2 separate regions of the Homo sapiens genome follow, and region 1 is linked to region 2. A link is a loop called in an ENCODE intact Hi-C map of the cell type or tissue named here. Cell type or tissue: heart right ventricle. All regions are shown on one strand.

Region 1 (8,000 bases), 630 kb before region 2:
CGTGAGCTGTTTTGGTACAGGCATGCAATGTGAAATAACCATGCCTTCCAGAATGAGTTATCCATCACCTCAAGCATTTATCCTTTGTGTTACAAACAATCCAATTTTAGTTATTTTTAAATGTACAATTAAGTTACTGTGGACTATAGTCACCTTATTATGCTATCAAATAGTAGGTCTTATTCATTCTTTCTGTTCTTTTTGTACTCATTAGCCATCCCAGCCCCTCACTACCCTTTCCAGGCACTGGTAACCATCCTTCTACTCTCTGTGTCCATGAGTTCAACTGTCTTGATTGATAGATCCCACAAATAGGTGAGAACATGTGATGTTTGTCTTTCTATGCCTGGCTTATTTCACTTAATGACCTCCAGTTCCATCCATGTTGTTGCAGATGATAGGAGATATCATTCTTTTTTATGGCTGAATACTACTCCATTGTCTATATGTACCACATTTTCCTTATCCGTTCATTTGACATACATACATACTTATGAGACCATCACCACAAATGAGATGAGGAATACATACCAACCATCCCCATGCTCCTTTGTCATCTCTTCTACTTGCCTATCCCAGAAAACCGCTAATCTACTTTCTGACTCTATAGACTCATTGACATTTTCTAGAATTTTATATAGATGGAATCATATGTTATGTACCTGTTTATCTGATTTCTTTCATTTAGCATAATTCCTTTAGGGTACATTCACAGTGTATCTGTAGTGTATTCTTTTTTTATTGTTTAGTAGTATTTCATCATATAGATACAACCACAATTGGTTTATCCATTCACCTGTTGATGGGCACATGGATGTTTCCAGCTTTTGGCTATTCTAATTAACCTGAATTAGAATATGTCATAAACATGAATATACACATATTTATACAGACTTTTGTTTTCCATGCTTTTAATCACAAAACTACTATAATGCCTGTCTCTGTTTGAAGTGGGTTCCACAAACCCTACGATAAGTAAAAAATGATGGCCTAGCATGACATTCTTTTCTTGAAATCATACATTATTTAAGAGAGAACCCTGTAGGTACATGGTCTTGTTTCTTTCCTGGAGTAATGGCAGAAGAGAAAGAGCCTCTTGCATACCCCATGCTCACATGTGGAAACCTTTCTGGGATAGTGGGAGAGAGTAAAAGGACAAAGGGGCTGAGTTACTGGAATTTGATTTGCTGGAAAGCAAAGCCCAACCTACCTGTCACAGTTTTTAACCTGATGTGTTTTCAGAGCAGTTATTGGTGGTGAATGACTGGTCCCAACCGCATTACCTGCCAAAAGTTAACGTGAAAGCTCCAACGACTTAGGCAGGAAATGAGATGCCTGGGTGTTCCCAGAGTCAGTGAGACAATTAATCTGATTTACATCCATTGCATTTCAGAGAACTAAAATTTCATCTGCTGCTTCTAAGCATTCATTTGGGGTGAACCCACATTACTCTAAGTGAAACCCCTCAGTCAAGCTGTTTATAAACTACACAGTGGCTAACAGGGAAGTAAAACCAATAGAAGAGCTCAGAAATCACAGATAATGCCAAGATGGGAGAATGAATTAGACAGGACTGCACATGTGTGGAATAAATAAATAGATCAATTGGGTTAAAACTCTGCCCAGCAGATAACACAGGGACTTCATAAGTTTCCAAGGCTGAAGTGATAAACTAAAAACTCCAGACAGTAGAAAGAGACAGGAGGTTGCTTCCCAATGCAGGAAATGAAATATTCCTGGAGATTAAAAGAAAAAACACTAGGGATCTTATGGCAGTTTTTTATATTTTGTTTTTTAAGTTGTCCTCTCCTGTAGGATTCACAGGCACTAATATGACACAGATAAGATGGAAGTGATGTCTAGAGGGCAGAGTAGAACATTAACTATGGCTACAAAAATCATATCTCATGGAAGGAATAAGAGACAACAGCCTGCAGAGAACTTGCCTGTGAGGAGCCTGCTGAGTTGATTCTAGGATTGAGCAGAGTTCTATGTTAGCAATTCTCATTGCTTAGGGGGCCAGTGATTCCAGGGGATCTTGAGACATTATTTCCACTCTTCTTGGCTTAGAAACTTTTCAAAATAAATAGGCAATTATTTCTTATTTTAGACTTATCTTGCAGTCTGCTTCCTAAGGCACTGCTAACTGTTGCCTATGGTGGTAACCACAGATGTCAAGTCAATTTGGAGAAAATTTGAATAGTTCTCAACAGTGATGAACCATTCTGACTGTGTTTGATTTTTCTTAAAAGCAATGATTTCAAATGATTGGTGACATTGATAGATGAAAAAGACCAAGATTTTAGTACTTACCTACAGATGTGGTTAGCAAATGGGAGTTATGGTCATGCCAAATTATGTCCGTGTTCTAGCTGACCTCTGGCTGACCTCCTTTTAGATAACCCTAAGTCACTCTAATTACAAAATATTTTATTTTAACAAACCTTTATTGAGAACCAGCTACGTGTAGGCAATGCAGAGATGGAAGGCACTGACACATGAATGGGGTCCAGGAATAGGTTCAATGTGAGTAACAGCCTAGTAGGAAGCAGAATTCGGTTCAACTGAAAGATTTCAATGAAGGGATGACGTGCAGAGGAATTGGCAGGGTAAGAGAGTAAATACAGATAGGGTGGCATCTAAAAACATAGCACAGCAGGTGGCCTCACAAAAGCTGTGGTCATGGAAGGACACAGCATCTGCCACAGATGCTCAGCTACAGAAGGAGCAGGGCAGGCATAGCCGAAGCACTTCCCCTCTACTTACGTCTTCTTTCACCCTTCAGTCTCTTGCTGATGCATCCCATTGGCCAAACTCAACTTGAAACCATCTGCAAGGTGTATGCAGGCAACGGCTTTCTTGGCCCCAGAGTGGGTCAGAGAAAGAAGAGACTTGGGATGTGAGAGGTGGAATAAGTACAGGAGAACCTCTTCAGTCTCCCCGTTTTGCCATTCAGCATCTTTTCTTGCTTTTTATTAAGTAAAGAAACAGTTGCCCCCAAAACAGAGGAGAGAAAAAGTCTCACCAGCTACCATATTTTCATAGGATGATGTCAGTTCCCTCACATATCTCCCTGAAACTTGATGGACACTTCTGGAATTTTTTATTTAAGGTAGGAAGAACAGATGGGAAGAGTCAAGTAACATGAAACGTGCATGGTTTCTATAGTTATCACTTCTATGGCTAGTCCCAAGACCTATGTTAATTATCGTAGCTTTCCTCTGACACCAGCCATTCCTTACCTTCATCCTCTGCCATCAGTTCAAAATTCTTTGCTTGGGAGAATGATCCATGACTTCATGATGGAAGGATCTAAGTTCTCAGTTGTTCAGGATTGATTAGGTTGCCTTAGTTTTCTATTTATTATTAAACTTTGATGTACCAACAGAGAGCCCAGTGAATCTCCTGGGTTCCAGACCTCGTTCTCTTTGCTCCTATTAAATAATTGTGTAGCTCTCATTGGGTTTCTTTTATTGGTTTTATACACCTGGAAGCCACCTGAAAGCAAGCTTAAGAGATACAGTCAACCTTTTGGATCACAGAACAGAGCACAGGAGGGAGGAAAATGCAGAATATCCAGAACAAATGACCTCAGTGCTGGGATAAGATTGGCCTGGGTCATGATTCTGCAAAGGAGTCTGAGCTTAGATCTGGTTAGAAAGTCAAAGGTTCTATCTGAAGCAGAATCGAGTGTCAATCTAGGCAAGGACACAAGGGTTCAATGACTTTCGCTCTGTTGTGCCCAAGCTGCTGACCCCCACCTGTCAGACCTTTATATCAAGTTACCATTGTCTCACAACAAACTCATCATCATAAAAATAGCTTTATTTCTTAGACACCAACTATAATGCTACATCCTTTAATAAACTGTAATGGGCATGTACTAAGTATTCACACTTTGCAAAAGGCTTTCACATACCTTCCTGTAAGTTAATGTTTCAAATAAATCTGTCTGTGATTGTTTGATCAGCTTTTTAGATAAGGAACTGAGACTTAGGGAAATTAACTTTCCCTAAAAGAGAAAGTGAGTAAAAGGCAAAGAGAAGATTCAAATCCAATCTGATGTAAAAATGTATGTTTTTATTGCCTACTTTATGCTGCCTCCTGTAACTTCACTACAATCCTGCAGGGGGATTATTATTTGCATTTTATGGGCAGGGAAACAGACGGAGAGAAGTCCAGTAACTTTCCTAAGTCGCATAGCTAGTTAGGAGAAGAGGCTGGGGACCCACCCTACTCCAAAATCCATGTTCTTTGCATTCTATATAAGTTTAGCTTACACTGAAGAGCAAGTTAACAGAGATGGGGAGAGAAGTGAGTGAAGAAGCATTTGGCAGGGGCCAGTGGCACAGTAATGACTACATGGCAATAGCTTTGTGGAAAGCAACAGTACACCCAGTAAGGTAGGGTGGAGCCAGTAACAGATCCGGAAGAAGGAGCAGATGAGCTTGGGATAAGGAAGAGAGGTGTGAGAAGGTTTTGCACCCAGCTGAAGGTCACATTTCATTTGCCATAAACATAGCCTTTCTCGAATTCTAAATTCAGTGGCAGATGTTTTTTCAATACAAAAAGAAAGAAACATACATAAAACAAATCTCTTTTTAATCTACGCGTTTGCCTCCACTCTCTCCACACATACAAAAAGAGAAATAGAGCAGTGCAGTTCCTGTTGGTGAGTTACCATGGAGACAGCTTCCACATGATCTCCAGCCATGACTCACCACTGCAGGAGTCTCCAAACTTAATTATTTATTAATAGGCTTTTACCAGGGCAGCCTCCAGAGGTGGAACATCTTGTTTCCAAGGCTGGGACAGCGGTGAGAAATGGAGGCAGAAAACACTCTGCAATTACAAAGAATTAATTAGAACCTCTGTAAACGCACTGACAAACATGCCTTAGGAGAAACTGTGGTGGGATTCGAGGGTACTCAGGTGTCCGGGGGAGAAAAAGCGAAAGTGAGCAGTGGGTCTCCAACAATTCTTTCTCCTGTGACACTGAAAGAGTCCCTTGTACTGTTCCTTCCATGAACTAGTTATTCAAGTTGGATTAGTGACCTACAAATTCCAGGAAAAAATAATTTACACTAAAAAATATAAATATATGTGTATTTATAAATATACACATATAAATATGTGTGTGTGTGTATATACATATATTTTCAGTCTTTGTGTACCTCCCAAAGATAAGATAATCAAATTGACATAGGTAAACTAATTAATAAATGAGGTGCTTAGAAATGACATCAGTTATATTAGAGCAAGGTCTTGCTGGGAAGCATAAGTGATTCCTGAGATACCTATTTACATGATTGCACATGATTTTTTTCCTTTACACTTAAACCTAGTGAATGCAAATGGAATGGAAAAGGCAGGAAGGTGGTTGATTAACCAGTTAGTTAATTTATTGGTTCATTCTTTCATCCATTCAACTACAGAGCTATTTATTCATTCTTCTGCGCTTACCAGGAATCACTGATTTGAATATCACATGGTGCTTGACCCATGGATGGCTCAGTCTAGTAAGAGACATGAGACATGTACATAGGTCACTAAATTCATGGTAAGTGATTATTAATTATCTTAGGAGATGGATAGGTGGAAGGGAATAACAAATGGAAAGATAAACTTGTCACAATAAAGTCATAGAATGAATAGTGACACTTTGTGCCTGAGATGAAATTCATCACCCACCGATGTTCCTTCCAACTCGTAAGATCTCTCTGAATCTATGTCAAGTAGGCAACTCATTTTGATGTTGGGTTATGTGAATAGCACACAAAATCTTATCTCGGTTCCATTGTTGAGTTTTCTTATATTTATTGCTGTGTGGCGTATCTATCTGCCATAACGAAACTGTCAAGGATCTGACTGGGATAATTCAGTCTGTCCTTTACTGAGGTTTAAACTTCCACTCCAAGTTAGGGCATAATTATTTGGCAATTCGTTTTCTTACATATTTGAGTATGAAAAGAGACGTTCAGAGCACTCCATAGCATTTTAGAGCTAGAAAAACGTTGTAGGTTATAAAATGAATAAAAGCTACTGTCTCTTGGTTATTATATGCCAGGCGCTTTTCTTATATTAGCTTTAATCCCTAAAACACTGCAGGGTAAGCATGACCAGTCAAAATTTTTCATCAATGAGGAATTTAGGCTTGGAAATATTAATTAACAGGTCCAATATTCCAGAGTTAGTTAGGAAAGCTAGTTTGTGTTGAACCCTAAAGCCAGCATTTGTTTGACTGGACACTGATCCAATCTAGCTTCAGTTCCCTAGTTTCACAGGGAAATTAAGACTCAGAAATTTGAGACACCCTCATAGTCATTCCTGTTTACAAGGTTTTAATTAACGAGAAACAATTTGCTGAATTGTTATTTTTGCTAAAATTAATAACCAACATCAAAATTAACAGTAAGCCTTTAATTCTCATTGAAGTCAGGAATGCTACACGGATTCATGCAATCACAACTATTATTTAACATTGATCCGAAACTTTAGTAATGGAAATGAGAGATGGGAAAATTAGGTAGAGTTACAAGAAATAGAGAGGAGGGAAAGTTCATAATTAATTCTTTGATGAAATCAAATGGAACAATTAAAAATTCTAATAAAGCAAATATTAGAATTTAAAACACTGATTGGTTTCAAATTATATGTCCAAAAGCAACAGCTATGAAAATACAAGGGACCCAGAATAGCCAAAACAATTTTGAAAAAGAAGAACAAAGTGAGAGGAGTCAAACTTCCTGACTTAAAAATTTACATAGTGTTAGTAAATGTGTACTGGCATAAGAATAGTCACACAGATCAAAATAATGAAATGAAGAGTTTAGAAGTAAACTCATATTTCGACTCAACTGTTGTCAAGGATGCTAGGGCAGTTCAGTGGGGGAAATAATAGTGTTTCCAACTAAAGATACTAGGATAACTGGATATGAAATGCAAAAGAATGAAGTTGGACTACTGCCTTACAACATAGACAATAATTAATTCAAAAATAGACCTGAACAATGTATTAAAGAGAAGACTCCATCAGTAACATAAAAAAAGTTTAAAACAGGCAAAATTTATGTGAGAAAAATTATAAAACACTCCTGAAGTAGAGTTGGACAAATAGAACGATGTATCATATTCCTGGAAGGAACATTCAACATCATTAAAATATATTATTTTAAAGTTAATATATAAACATCATAGGACCAAATTAAAAGGAAAAATTTTTATATGTTTTTTTTTTCTGGAGCCAGACAAGTTAATTATAAAGTACATTTACAAGAACAAAAAGCAAAAATAGCTAAAATCTCTCTGATTAAAACATTGTGAACAGAACCAGTAATAGATTTATATACAAAAATTGAATTTATAATACCATAACATTTCATACTACTGGGGGAAAGATGAACTTCTTGATGAATGGTAATGGAATATATGAATAACAAAATAAAAAATGAAAATTGGTCTAGTCCTCATCCCATATACCAAAAAAGAATCCAAAATGAATCAAAGATTTAAATGTTAAAAACTAACATATAATGGAATAAAGTATGAAGTAATTATTTTATGATCTAGAAATGGGAATAATTAATAATACTTAAATCCACATTCAATAGGGGAAATCTTGAGATATATGAATGTATATAAATGTATATAATTATATATGATATAATCTAATAGGATATAATATATAGATTATATCATATATATTTATAATATGATGTAAATATTTCTAATATATGTATAATTTTTAATGTATAATATTATGTATTTTAATGTATAATTTATATGTATAATTTTTGCAAGTACCAAAATAGTTTGTAACTTACTTACAAAACACACCAGAAGAGTCAGTAATCTTAACATAAAAAGAACTTCTAAAAACATAAGAAACAACAAGACAAATGCATGAGATATATAAAGACATTGATTTACAGAAAGTAAAAAACAAATTGTCCTTAACTTATGAAAAGATGTTCAACCTCACTTATAGTAAGAAAAATGAA
Region 2 (8,000 bases):
GATTTTTTTTGGAACTTTCCCATGTGATTCTAATTGCAGCAGAGTTGAAGAACAAAAACTCATTGGCTTTCAACTCTGACCACAAATGATTCACCTGGGAAGCTTTAAAAACAACGAAGCCTGAGCCTCGTGCCCAGAGATTCTGATTTAAATGGTCCAGGGTGAAGTCTGTGCACTTTAAAAGTTCCCCAGTTGATTCTAATATGCAACCAGGCCTGAGAGCCACTGCTTCAAACCTTTGCAATAGGCAAGATGCCTTCTAGGTAGGAGATAAGGGATCTACTCCATAGCAGCCTGCCTCATTCCTCTTCCCTGCTTCCAGGAAAGAGGTTCACAGGATGGCTTGTTGAGCCCTCCATTACATGTTGACCTGGGGTAACCAGCCATAGGCCTGCTCAGTGAAAAAAGCCCTGGGGCATTTAGAACCCCTCAAGGAATGTAGGAAGGATATTTTTAAATGAAGATAATGTACCTTGCAAAAAGAGGCATTGGGAGATCAGCTTCAGTGTTAAGTCACATAATCTATATAGTGTCTGGGGGCTTGCAGGTGGATCAGAATAGAGTTTCCAGATAGCAGGGGATGTCGTAAAGTGATTTAGGAGACTCTCAGGAAATGGACTGATATGGTTTGGCTCTGTGTCCCCACCCAAATATAATCTCCAATTGTAATCCACATGTGTCGAAGGAGGGACATGTACTCTCAGTGTGTGGAGAGAGGGAGGTGTTTGGATCGTGGGAGCAGTTTCCCCCATGCTGTTCTCACAATAGTGAGTGAGTTCTCACAGGACCTGATGGTTTTATAAGTGTCTGGCATCTTCTCTGCTTGCACTTCTTTCTCTCCTGCCCCTTGTGAAGAAGGTGCCTGCTTCCCCTTCCACCATGATTGTAAGTTTCCTGAGGCCTCTCCAGCCATGCGGAACTGTGAGCCAATTAAACCTCTTTCCTTTATAAATTACTCAGTGTCGGGTAGTATATTTATAGCAGTGTGAATACGGATGAATACATGGACCATCCATTCATCCATCCAACAGTGTTTATGTAGTAGTTCCCCTGCAGTAGCTGCCATGACAATGGTGAGCAAAACAGATGCAGTCGTCTTTTTACAACTAAACAATAAAAAATAAAAAATAAAAACCTGCCACTGCTGCAGGAAAACCATTCACCACAATGAGTCTGAACTTCCCACTACCTCCCTCTTTCCATATGAAATTCAAATCTCTGTTGGCCATTCCAGCAACTCGTGGAGAATATCTCCTGCATCCTTCATGTGTGCACACTTCTCAGGGACCCCACTGCTCACCATCCCCATGCCTTCCCCATCCAGGTTCAAGTTAATGCCCTGCCTTTCTTTCCTGCTACTGCCCATGCCTAGGCCCAGATTCTTTATTTATCAAGCTAGTTACCACTCTAGAGACTCTGAGGATGGAAGAATTTGCGGGTTTCATGAGTCAGATAGAACTAATCTTTGCAGATTTTATTGGAAAAACTTGCTCTTATAATAAAGATGTTTTCAGGAAATTCTGGGGATACAGAAAGTTGTGCCCACTGAATGGGTTTGATATATATCTTACCATTTCAAACAGACCTCCTGTTCTCAATGCCCAGGGAAGAGCAATGATGCTGTGTTCTTGACCAGGTGATGGACCTTTCTGTCCTCACTGTTTGCCCCCATCAAAACTGTTTAAAGCCCCCTCCTACAGGGTTAGGTGGGCAGAGTGAGCCAGTTCTAGTAGACTTGGTTTTGAGCTAGAATCAGTTCCTGCCCCAAATCCTAGAGATTTATAGTCTCAGGAATCAGAGAACCCATAGGTCCAGCTTTCAATTTTCTCCCAGGGCTTTATATGCAGCACTCCTTTCTTCCACTTCTTGCCCTCTTTCCCAAAATAGTAGATGAGGGTGACGCTATCAGGAAAGCACTTAGAAGGGATAAGAGCAAGTGATCTTTCCATTGCTGTGATTGGTGACATCACTCACCCTTAATCAGAAGGTCTAAAGCAACTTATAAATCCAGTCCCTTCAATAATTGACCAAAAAGCCTCTCCAAATGCATTATAGAAGTGATGGCAGAAAATTATTATTGATTTCCTATACTCCAGTTTCTTTATCAATAAAATGGGCATGGCAATAATTAATAAAATATTATGCTTCACACAGTATCTAAGTAATATAAATATTACCTATTACTATCAATGTTGACCAGAAGGAAACTATCTTTTCATTTTGTTTTGTTTTGTTTTTTAGCTTTTGGAATGATTACATGATATGCAGCATAGTAAGTAAATACTTGCTATATGACAAGTATTTTTTTCAGCATTTCTATTATCTCATTTAAGCCATACAACAATATATCATACAGGTATTCTTATCACTCCCATTTTATAGTTAAAGGAAATGGTCAAGGTTAATTTAGGTAACCCTATCAATAATGATTCTCTGTGTTAATAAGAATGTTTGGCAGAGCCCAGAGGAAATGAGGGTGGGAGGAAGATGGGTTTTGATGCAGAAAGAATTATCTGGAACAGGAGCAAACAAAACAAAGACAGGCAATGTGGGCGCAGTGGGGCACCCATGGTGTGAGGACGATTGGGTACTTGGTTCTTTGGCAAAGATCTGTTTATAAAATGGCATGTAGTCGGTGCTATAGGAAATGTGTGAAAAACAGGAAGGGGGCAGGAGCAGAGATAAGACTGGGAAGTCAAATAAAGCAATGCATATTGGTAATTTCTCCAACATTTAATCCATGCCATGTACAGACACTTTTTAATAAAATAATGGATGAAGAAATGAATAAGTAATGTCCATAGCCTAAGGCAGCAAGAATGTGACATCTTGCTACTTATCAAGCCTTGAAAATGACTGTCCCTTTTGAGCCCAGTTATCAGTACATTTCAGCTCCACTAAATAGGTGTTTTACACATGGGAAACAGCTGAACAGAGTTCTCTTATCATTTCCATTGAATGCGATTGGGTTGAGGGAGATTGAGCAACACACCAGCACATAGGTGACTACCTTTATGCAATGGAAACTACAAAGCAATAGCATTAAAGTTCCTAGGCCAAAATGACTGAACAGCATAGGAATGGAAAGATTAACAATTTTTTTCTTATTTTCCAAATTGTAAAAGACCAAAAAGACCAGCTCCTTCTATGACTTCTCATTAAAATTAAAGCGTGATGTCGACAGAGGCCTTACTCACTCTGTTTCTAAAGCAAGCACAGTGTTGCTGAGGCAGGAGAACCTTGCTGTCCTGAATGCTACCCAGCACACGCTGCCTAGGATGAGGATCTGGGCACAGAAGCTAATGGGAATCGCCCCTGCGGAGCACAGATACTAAGCCTGGCATAATCTGTGCCATGCCTGTCACTTCTGGAGCCTGTGAAAGAAACTGGCCAGAGCTGCTACTCTCTCTATTCTAGATATAATTCCACTTTTATCCATAATAAGGTCCATCAGGATTTGGGCAATTTTATTCTCACATGATTTGCAATTCTGATATTTTCCTTGTGATTGGCATAAGATCAGCCAAAAAAAAAAAAAAAGAAAGAAAGAAAGAAAGCCATCACCTTATTTTCATAGCTCTTTGTTCTACTTAGCAAATGCCCTCAGATTCAATAGCTGCTAGTAATTCTGATTTGAATTATTTAGCCCCATGCTGATTTGTGTGCAGGTCTTCTAGTAGAAGGAATGGCTACTTACTATGCCGAATGTGATCCCAGCGTGCATAGCAGCCTGGCCGCTTCAGCAGCCAGAGGAACTGCTTCTTAGGGACTCTTCCGAGGGACTTGCAATTTGCTGAGGCAAAGCAGAGAAAGCTGCATAAACTGAAACCATGCAACACTGAAATGTGCTGTAGATTGGAATCATTTAGAAGTTTACAGCACCAATCTTTTCTCAATCTCCTTCAGAACTGGCGATGGATAAGCAAGGCATGCTCAGATTAGCTTTCAATGAGAAAGCTCTCCTCACTAGACAGTGAGTAGCCCTGCATATTCAATCAACACTGAGCATTGGATCCAGAGGATCCCTGCTCAAACTCCAGTTTGGCCACTTAATAGCTCTGTTATTTTAGGCAGGTTGCTTTACTACAGTTGATTTCAGTTTCCTCATCAGTAGGGTTGCCAAGATAAAAGGGGTGGTAATTTGTAAAGCACCTAAAATTGTATCTGGAGCATGGAAAGTACTCGAGAAATATTGGCTATTATTGATATTATCACAATCTCCTTTTCCCCTATGTATATTGCTACCATAAAAAAGTTTAAAGATAAATATATTTGTGCTATTAATTCCAAATTTCTTCCATGGAAATTTAGTCTAATGCTTTGTCTCACTGTTTTTCTACCATGGATCATCAGCCAGAGCCCAAACAAAATCTATTAAAAGGCTCAACTCTCATTGCTGCCTATTGGAAAAAGGATGATATAGTCTTAGGTAACCCATTCTACAGAGATAAGTTACAACTGCTTGAATGACTGCGACCATACTTGAAGTATTATGTTTAGTTCTTGGGACCATGTATTATAAAGGGGTATAAGTAACCAAAGATATGGATCAAGATGATGAAGGGATGTGATACCATATAACAGAAATGAGCAGAGAATTTCATGTCTAATTAATGAGGAAAGTATGATAGTTACATTCTCATTAATTCTTTCACCTATTCCTTCTTTCCAAAATAATTTATTGAAACAGGGATTCTAATATGGCACAGTTTTTAGCTCAGCAAATTCTCTCCTTCAAAATCAGCTACAAAATTAGAAAAAAGTAAAAACTAAAAAATAAAAACCATTTTCAGGCTTTGGAAATCAACCAAATGCATACACAAAGTCGAGGAGCAGTTATTTAAAACAATACTGAACTTCTGGTGGGAAAATGGGAAGTCTGGCATTCTTGCTGTGGGTAGCTCCCACTTCCTGTCCCCCACTCAATTGACATAATAGTTCTAACAGAGTGGGTCCAGTCTGTGAAAAACAGAAGCTTCACTGAAAAAGAGGATTGACCTGATTTATAGCAAGCAGGAAAAAAACACCCCACACTAAGCAGCATTGTCCGTGTTTATAGGTATCTCTGTCACGAAGGAATGAATGAATGACCAGTCTCTCTGCAAGCCTGAGGTGAGGACCTAGTGTGATCAAGCAATAAAGCAGCAGACCAGCCAGAAACTGAACAAGGAAACCTGGGAGGCAAGACAGCTGGAAGGGGCCTCGGTAAGCTTTCTACCAGTCCTGAGCTGACTGGAAAGCTGTGCACACATTTAAGGTAGACTTAAGATAATCTAAGTTATCCACACATCACTGTCTGACTCCAAGTCTGCATACGTGTGCAAGAGGACGTGCAAAAAATAAAATCTGGAGCCAGCTTAAAAGATGGATGGGTCTGACTGTGCTCCCCAACACATACACAGATCCGTTGGCAGAGGGTAGAGACTTGTTAGATTGAGAGGTTGAGTGCAACCTCTCAAACATCATTGTTTAATTACTAAGCTATGCATAACTGCGTGGCCTTTAAAAATCCATGAATAAAACAAAAACAAAAATTTTCAAAACTTGAGTAGAAACAACAGCAGCCACCTATGAAGGGGAAACAGATGACAAAGACTTAGTCAAAGCAAGTTACCAAAAAACAAAACAAAAGCAGCAAAACCAAATATCATTGGGCAGAGAAGGCATATCAGAATTCAGGGTTAGCACAATGCATTATCTACAATTTTCCAGCTTTCAGTAAGAATTCTGATACAAAGAAAGAAGAAAGTATGACCCTTATTCAAAAGTGAAAGAACAAGCAGTGATTAGAAACTGTCTTTGAGTGGGCCTATAGATTGAACTCAGCAGAAAAAGACTTCAAAGTAGCCATTATAAATATGTTCAAAGGACTAAACAACACTATGCTTAAATAAAGAGAAATATGATTAATTTCAATGAAGCAATAGAAATTATGAAAAGAACCACATAAAAATTCTGGAGTGGAAGAACATAATAACTAAAATAAAATGTTATTAAAGGAACTCAATAGTAGAATTAAAATGTTAGAAGACATAATCAGAAAATTTAAAGATAGATCAATAGAAATTATTTAATCTGAAGAACAGAGAATAAAAAGTAATAACAGATAAAAAATGGAAACTTAAAGGGTGTCAATACATACATTTTAGAAGACTCAGATAAAGGAGGAAGAAGAAAGGCCAGAAAAAGAATATGAAAAAGTAATGGATACAAATTACCCAAATTTGGCTGGGTGTGGTGGCTCACGCCTGCAATCCCAGCACTTTGGGAGGCCGAGGCGGGTGGATCACTTGAGGTCAGGAGTTCGAGACCAGCCTGGCCAACACAGTGAAACCTCGTCTCTACTAAAAATACAAAAATTTGCCAGGTATGATGGCGCACACGTGTGGACCCAGCTACTCAGGAGGCTGAATCAGGAGAACTGCTTGAACCCGGGAGGCAGAGGTTGCAGTGAGCCAAGATGGCGCCACTGCACTCCAGCCTGGGTGACAGAGGGAGACTCCGTCTCAAAACAAACAAACAAAGAACAACAAAAAAAAACTACCCAAATTTGATTAAAAGTAGTAATCTGTAAGACAATGGAACTCAAATTCTAAGTAAGATAGACACATTGTAACCAAAATGTTCACTGCCAAACACAAGTAGAATTTCTCCTTATGTACAGATAAAAAGAATATAAAATTAATGGCAGACTTCTTATCAGAAACAATAGCAGTCAAAACAGTGAAATGACATGCTCGGAGCAATGAAAGCAAAACGATCACACAAAAAAACTGTCAACTATCCAGGAACACTATCCTTCAAAAATGAAAACAAGACATTGCCAGACAATCAAAGCTTGAGAGAGTGCTTTTCTAGCTGAGATGTCATACAGGAAATACTGAAGAGTCATTTAAGTTGAAGAGAAATAACACCAGATGGTAAAAATCCACATGAAGAGACAAAAAGGAAAAGAAAATCTAAGTATATGTGTAATTGTCATCCAAAAGACTACCAGGCTGGCTAAATAGAAAAGAGAGTTTTATTGGCAATATCAGTTTGCAAACTGAAGGAGACAGTCTCAGGCATGTGTCGAAGGTGCTCTTTCTTTCAAGAGGGAAGAAGGTAAGTTGGCTTTTATGCTTCACTGGGTCTGTGTCACACAATAGAGTCATACATATTTAGCAGGTTTGGGAGAAAAGATATACATATTTATGAGAGAGGATTGAGAGAATGAACAATGGGTAAATATTTACCAGATTTACCAAACACAATTTACCAAAATGGATTCATGAAGAAATAGAAAATACAAATATATCTATAACAAGTAAAGAAATTAAGTTAGTAAATAGGTATTCTTTTATCAAGAAAACCCTGGGCGCAGATGGCTTCACTGGTGCTCTATCAAAAAAGATGAAATAATACTAATCTTTCACCAACTCTTTCAGATAATTGAGATGGAGAATACATTTCTCAATATATGGGGCCAGTATCACTGTGCTAACAATGCCAGATCAAAAGAATAAAGTAAAATACAGATCAATATCCTTCATGAGTATAAACACATATTATTAGCAAACCAAATTGGGCAAAGCATTAAAAAAAGGATTGTACATCATGACTAAGTGAGATTTATCCTAAGAATGCAAGGTTGGTTTAAAATTCACAACTCAGTTCATACGGTAAACAATAGAGTGTACACTGTATTGTGTACAGTGCATAGTATAAAGGACAAAGAGAGTACAGTCATCTCAATCACTGCCTATAAAAAGGATTTAACAAAATTAACCACCCTTATTCATGTATTAAAAAATTCAATATTAAGATGACAATTTTCCTCAAACTGATTTATACATTCGAAGTGATATATATCATAATCTCAACAGACCTTTTGTAGAAGCTGACAAATAGATTTTAAAATGTACATTGAAATGAAAATTACCAAGAATAGCTAAAATTATTATGAATAAAAAATTTGGAGGACTTTGATTTTAATACTATAAATCTACAGTAATTAAGAC

Evidence for each region. Peaks named below come from ENCODE experiments on the same cell type or tissue, not always from the same donor. Only the 100,000 strongest peaks of a DNase experiment are listed, where the experiment ranks them.
Region 1: a loop joins it to region 2, with 4 times the contacts of the local background. A loop is called at or near these places in 1 of 110 quality-filtered maps.

What each region holds. Positions count from the first base shown.
Region 1 is chr15:87,474,652-87,482,651 of GRCh38, reverse strand. The region is part of intron 2 of LOC102724465 (a long non-coding RNA gene); the gene reads left to right. Among named protein-coding and RNA genes, the nearest start is that of LINC00052, 98 kb to the left of the region's middle. In heart right ventricle, no CTCF peak of the experiment used is centred here; a DNase peak (open chromatin) is centred at 4,771; H3K27ac peaks cover 950 bases.
Region 2 is chr15:86,845,058-86,853,057 of GRCh38, reverse strand. All of the region lies in intron 22 of AGBL1 (AGBL carboxypeptidase 1), which reads right to left. Among named protein-coding and RNA genes, the nearest start is that of AGBL1-AS1, 530 kb to the right of the region's middle. In heart right ventricle, no CTCF peak of the experiment used is centred here; a DNase peak (open chromatin) is centred at 3,300; H3K27ac peaks cover 2,128 bases.